2 separate regions of the Homo sapiens genome follow, and region 2 is linked to region 1. The links are chromatin contacts, found by Hi-C or POLR2A ChIA-PET in ENCODE. All regions are on one chromosome and are shown on one strand. Each heading gives the region's core, a stretch centred on a gene start or an enhancer-like site at or near the end of the contact. The rest is flanking DNA. Distances are from core to core; before and after follow the strand shown.

Region 1 (3,298 bases), core at 191-2,690:
AGACAGGGTTTCAACATGTTGGCCAGACTGGTCTCAAACTCCTGACCTCAAGTGATCCACCGGCCTCGGCCTCCCAAAGTGCTGGGATTACAAGCGTGAGCCACCACGCCCAGTCTTTCTTGAAATTCTTAATTTCTTAAAAGGGGTCTCACATTTTCAGTTTGGGCTCCACAAATTACGTAGCTGGTCCCACCCAGACTGGGTTATCCCTTTTCCTGTATTTTTTTGGTCTAAGCAGTTCCAGAACCCATCCAGATTCAAGGGAAAGTGTGATAGAGGCCACCTCTCAATGGGAAGAGTATCAAAGGACTTATGGTCATCTTTAATCCATCACAGCATGGTATGGGAAAGGAGAAAGAGCACTGGTATCAAGAAATCTGAGGCTTAGTCCCAGTTTTACAGCTACAACTAGCCTGCCACTAACAAGCCACCACAGCTTTGGGGACCTGTTTTCTTCCATTTGAAATGAGGAAATTGGACTTGATCGCTAACCTCTAAAATCATGAACCTATAATGCCACATTTGTAACTGTCTAATGTACATCTAACATGGTGTTCATTAGAAAAACTGTTTCCAGGCCGGGCATGGTGGCTCAGGCCTGTAATCCCAGCACTTTGGGAGACTGAGGCGGGTGGATCGCTTGAGGTCAGGAGTTGGAGACCAGCCTGGTCAACATGGTGAAACCCCATCTCTGCTAAAATTATAAAACTTAGCCAGGCATGGTGGCAGGCACCTGTAATCCCAGCTACTTGGGAGGCTGAGGCAGGAGAATCGCTTCAACCCAGGAAATAGAGGTTGCAGTAAGCTGAGATCGCGCCACCGCACTCCAGCCTGGTGACAAAGTGAAACTCTGTTTCAAAAAATGAAAGAAAAAAGAAAAATTGTTTCCACGGGGCTCTCCAAAGGAAGAAGGGCATGGGAACTGAAGGCAAATGAATACAAAAAACACAACTATTAGTTAAATCAGAAAGCCTGTGGATCTAAATTCAAGGTCAGCTGCCTCCAACTCCCACTTGTTCATTCTCAAACACCCGTTTCAGACTATGAGGCAGATACATAGTGTTGTATCTGTGCTGGGTGCTGAGCTGCAGCAGTGAACCACAACCACAGGCCCACATCTTCTTGGACTCCCAGCCTACATGGAGGCAGATGACAGTGCCGACACAGCTCCTAGTGCAGAGTGCTGCGGCAAGGAAGGCACTAGGGTCTTGGGAACCTGTACCGAACACGGGAGGGACTGAGGAAGAGCAAACTGAGCCCTGGAGGCCCACGAGGAGCTAGGTTTTGCGGCTGAGGCTGCCGGGTGGAACGTTCATGTCCTATGCAGAGGAAACAGACTGTGAAAAGGCCCAGTCAAGAGAAAGCTGGGAGATCGGGAACTGAAAGTTACTGCATGGCAGGAGTGTAGAAAGGGGATGTATTCGTGGGTGAAGAAAGAGGATGCGAACAGGAAGTAGTGAATAGGAATGAGGCTGGAGAGGTAAGCAGACGCCAGATCACGAGGAGCCTCTAAGTCTTAAGTGAGAGCTTCAATTCTATCCTGAGGCCAAGAGAAACATTAAAGAGTTCAAAAGTAGACAGTGGCCTATCAGGTTTGGGTTTAAGAAATCATCGAGGTTAGTAGGCTGGGCGTGGTGGATCATGCCAGTAATCCCAGCACTTTGGGAGGCTGAGGCAGGCAGATCACCTGAGGTCAGGAGTTCAAGACCAGCCTGGCCAATATGGTGAAACCCCGTCTCTACTAAAAACACAAAAATTAGCTGGGCTTGGTGGCACATGCCCGTAATCCCAGCTATTCAGGAGGCTGAGGCAAGAGAATCACTTGAACCTAGGAAGCGGAGGTTGCAGTGAGCTAAGATCCTGCCACTGCACTGCAGCCTGGGTGACAGAGCAATACTCTGTCTCAAAAAAAAAAAAAGAAAAAAAAAAGGAAAGGAAAGAAAGAAAAAGAAAAGAAAAAACAGAATGTGTTTAACTTCCTGCAACCAAACCTGTGAACTCACCTGTATGTGCGCCCTCTTTTTCCTCCTGCACTCCTGTTATAATAATAACAGCTACCATTTATGCAATGTTCCTATGTGCAAGACACAATGGTAAGCATATTACATGCATTATCTCCTTTAATGATCAGCCCAAATTTATGAGGCAGGTACTCATAATTCCTTTTTTTTCCCCCTTGAGACGGAGTCTCACTCTGTCACCCAGGCTGGAGTGCAGTGGTGCGATCTCGGCTCACTGTAACCTCTGCCTCCTGGGTTCAAGCAATTCTCTGCCTCAGCCTCCCGAGTAGCTGGGATTACAGGCACCTGCCACCATGCCTGGCTAATTTTTGTATTTTTAGTAGAGACGGGGTTTCACCATCTTGGCCAGGCTGGTCTTGAACTCCTGACCTTGTGATCCACCCGCCTTGGCTTCCCAAAGTGCTGGGATTACAGGCATGAGCCACCAGTCCTGGCCAATTCCATTGTATTATAGTCAAGGAAAGTAAGACTCAGGGAGAGTGAGTGACTTACCCAGGGTCTCACAGCTAGAAGGTGGTAGAACTAAGCTCTAATCAGACTGTCTGACTCCAGAGTCTCCTCCTCTGTGAGACAAATTCCTAGTCCTATGCTCTGCCTTATCCCTTCCCACCTCTTGGGAGCTTTGATCCATTGACTATTCGTGTTGACTCCTCTGTCTTCCTACTTCTCCTTTTCTTTTGAGTCCTTTGTGTCATTACACAAACAAGCTGTGCCTCCCAAGCCAAAATAAAACCCCTCTCCTGGCCGGGCACGGTGACTCATGCCTATAATCCCAGCACTTTGGGAGGCCGAGGCAGGCAAATCACGAGGTCAGGAGTTTGAGACCAGCCTGGCCAACATGGTGAAACCCCGTCTCTACTAAAAATACAAAAATTAGCTGGGCATGGTGGTAGGCGCCTGTAATCCCAGCTACTCGGGAGGCTGAGGCAGGAGAATCGCTTGAACCCGGGAGGGGGAGGTTGCAGTGAGCCGAGATCACGCCACTGCACTCCAGCCTGGGTGACAGTGCGAGACTCTGTCTCAAAAAAAAAAAAAGAAAAGAAAAAAACCCTCCAGTAACCCCACAGCTACCTCCAGTTCTCTCTTGATTTGCTTATCCACGTATCCAACTGTCTATTGGATCTCTTCACCTCGATGTCATATAGCCAATCTCAAACTTAATGTATCCAAAACAAGTTTTGATCCCCTTCCCCTACCCACCAAAAAAACCTATTCTTCTCATGGCCCTTCCTCTCAGTAAATGACACCACCATCCACCCTGTTGCTCAAGTCAGAAA
Region 2 (2,964 bases), core at 299-2,798, 200 kb after region 1:
ACCTACTGGTACATGTAGTACTTTCAGGTAGGCAGGACACTGATCAAAAGGGTACATTAAGGCTAACTTCAATTGTGAAGCTGCTTTGAAATTACTCATCATAACGTCTTGATGAAAGCACACACTGCAAATTCACTTAAAAATAAGAAAGAATACTGTACTCAAATGAGGCATTTAAGACCATCTTAGAGCAGTGAGGCTGACAGGCATTCAATGTCAGATTGTAGAAACCAGACAGTTGTACGCAAGGGATTCTCGCATCCACTCAACATCCAACACACATCTACCAAGCACCTGCTGAACACAACTCCTGCCCTTGGGGTAGAATTCTGAACCAGATGGTCTCTGGGGTCTCTGCTGCCTATCAGCAACTGGTTGGGTTTATACTAATTCAGTGATGGAGGGCTGAATTTAGCAGAATTACAGCCCAAGCCTCAAAAATCCTTAATACCAGTGCTATGATTGCTCCTTTTAAAAAGTGACTGCCTTACACAGATTTTTTTTTTAAGAAAGCAAGAAGAAAGGTGCAGTTCTAGTCAAGCATACAATATCCAGAACCACCAGCCACACACTGCATTCCACTCAAGCCTTTAGCAGACAGAGGCTAGGCAGAGGCAGGTTCCTAAGCAGGAGACACTTCCAGGATGACTGGGAACCCTTTCCCCAGATGACCAGGCTCCTGAAAAGTGGGTAAAGAAACTCTCTCTTACCATCCTCAAACGGGGTCCCTTCAGGCCTGCAACACAGAGAAAAATGGTCAGTTCCCACTTAAGGGGCCCCCTTCTCCCTGCTTCATCTGAGATGGCTATCCCGAGCTCTGCCATCTCCAGCACCGCTACCGGGGTCGGAAGCCACTACAAATGGATGTCCCGGGCTCAGAGACACAGGGCAAGCCGCCGCGCCTAACCGCCACCACTCCCCGCCCCGCCCCCCTAGAACCCCAAGCGGTTCCCCCTGGCAGCGGGAACTGAGCTAATCGAGGCACAGGCTCCGGGGAGGCGCCTAGGCCCAGCCAGACCCAAACATTTTCCCCTACCCGCTCGGCCTCCGCGGGGGGCCCGCCCCGGAGCGCAGACCGAAGCTGCTCGCGTCCCCAGTTTTCTCGCCACCGCCACGAACGCAGACTCACCCGAAAATGACCGCGTTCCACACCATTATGTTGTTCTCGGACGGAGCCCCGCTGACTCCGGCTGGAGGATCCTCCTGCAACCTTCGGGAAGACAGACAGGGGTCCCCCTAGGCCGGCACTGGCGCCCGCTCCCGGCCGCTCCCCAGCCCTCCCCGCCCGGCGCGCCTCGGGACCCGCCCTGTGCCCCAGCTCGCAACCCCCGGCCTCGGCCGTCCCCTCGGTTTACCTCTTGAAGTCCCGCATGAGGCGCCGCCGAGCCGGGGTGGACATGTCGCGAGCGGGGTCAGGGGTGGGGCATACACTGGGGTCTCGGGTTCCCGCGGCGGGCGAGGAGGCCGAAGAGGCTGGAGAAGCAGGAGAAGGGGAGGCGGAAGCACCCAGAGGAACCGCGCTGCCTCTCCGAAGTCGAGGGTCGGTCTGGCGCCGGCTAAGCACCACCCCAGTGTAGACGGGGGCTGAACCAACCTGAGAGCAGAGAGAGGGGGGTGGAACGTCGAGCGCCGGACAGGCCGTACCAAGACGGGGCGGGGGGTGCGCGAGGAAAGTTGCTTATGTCATTAAAGCCCCACGGGAGGCCCGGGGCGGGGCCGCGAGCGCAGAGGCGTAGGGTACGCCGGAGCCCCGGGCGCTGGAGGAGCTCGTGGTGGAACGGGGTCCATCCCCACCTGCTAATTCTAAGGCAAACCCTGGGAAGTTTTCGGCTTTTTTTCTTTTTCTCTTTTTTTCTTTTTCTATTCGTTTTTGTTTGTTTTGTGACCAGATCATTCATGAAAGCGCGCACTATGCCCGGGGAGGAGAGGGGAGAAGTTTGGAAGTCCCAAACTAGAGGACGAAGGAGTGGGCGGAGGTAAAACCGGTTCTCAAAAAGCGGCAACTCTAGGGTGCACAACCCCTTCGGACACCGGAGACTGGGGTCGGAGGGGTGGGGAGAGGAGTGATTGGTTAAAATCACGGAAAATCAAAAGAATAAATCGGCCTTGACTATGACGGGGGGGCGGGGCGGGGCTGTGGGATTGAATGCAGGATTGGGCGCTCAACGTTTAGGCCAATGATCACCCCAGGGCAGAATGAAATAGTGTTGTATGTCCTGTGGGAGGGAATGGGAGCTTAAGGCAGGCGGAGTAGGGTTTTGTTTTGTTCTGTTTTGTTTTGGGCACTCACAATTTGGCTCTGGAACCACATTTCCCCTTGGTAGTTCAACAAGCCAAGCGGCTATTTATGTTCAGAAGAGTCCAAGATATGAGACTATCCGACTGCAGGGAGTTGCAAGGACAGTGGGTCTGAAGTAAAAGGAACGTGGAAAAGCTGCAGGTTGCAGGAAGAGTCACAGTCCGTGGACCTGCAAAAGCAATAACAGTTTTAAAGGATAATTTTTAAAGGTCAACCCAAAATAACTTAGAAGATAGGCATAATACACATTTAAAAATTATTGAAAATAGGAGAAAGGTAGATTTGGGTTAAGTCATCAAGAGTTTTGAATGCCAAGCTAATGGATTCCTTGGAAGTCCATTGAGCAGGGAAGTGACATCATTAGAGCTGTCCTTATCAGAGATTGGTCTCAAGAGAGCAGGCAGGAGACTCTTGCAGTATCTAGGTGCGAGATACTGAAGCAGGCAGTGACAATAAAGGCGAGGATATGAATGAATGGGGAGGACTTGGCAACAGGCTGAATATGGGGCAAGAGAGAGGAAGGAGTCAACAGTGGCTGAAACTCTAAGCCCCGAGATAACTGGGGTTTTGAAGGTGCCATTAACAGAATTACAGAATAGAGAGAGAGGGACAAGTTTGGAAAAGGAAATTTTGGGTGGGACTTACTGAGTTCATGGGACTGGTGA

What was found. A loop is a pair of places that touch in the nucleus more often than their neighbours do. ChIA-PET counts read pairs that join two places held with the same protein, here RNA polymerase II (POLR2A). Pooled maps may share reads with other maps.
Region 2: a pooled map shows a loop between it and region 1 (2.4-fold over the local background). The contact joins the promoter of UBE2A here to the enhancer-like site in region 1. A Hi-C loop is called at or near these places in 3 of 50 pooled maps. POLR2A ChIA-PET finds 5 or more read pairs at or near these places in 12 of 52 experiments (AG04449, CD4-positive, alpha-beta T cell, CD8-positive, alpha-beta memory T cell and 8 more).

What each region holds. Positions count from the first base shown.
Region 1 is chrX:119,773,818-119,777,115 of GRCh38, reverse strand. No RefSeq gene overlaps it. Among named protein-coding and RNA genes, the nearest start is that of SNORA69, 12 kb to the left of the region's middle. Within about 2 kb of position 1,440, at least 2 of the 41 ENCODE cell types and tissues checked have a DNase peak (open chromatin) inside an H3K27ac peak, as active enhancers do.
Region 2 is chrX:119,573,147-119,576,110 of GRCh38, reverse strand. It overlaps UBE2A (ubiquitin conjugating enzyme E2 A), which reads right to left and starts at 1,548. Exons shown (of 6, transcript NM_003336.4): 1 at 1,356-1,548; 2 at 1,130-1,210; 3 at 711-736. The coding sequence starts at 1,399. It overlaps LOC124905208 (a long non-coding RNA gene), which reads left to right and starts at 1,616. Exons shown (of 2, transcript XR_007068307.1): 1 at 1,616-1,976. RefSeq lists enhancers at 775-1,275, 1,276-1,776 and a silencer at 1,148-1,317.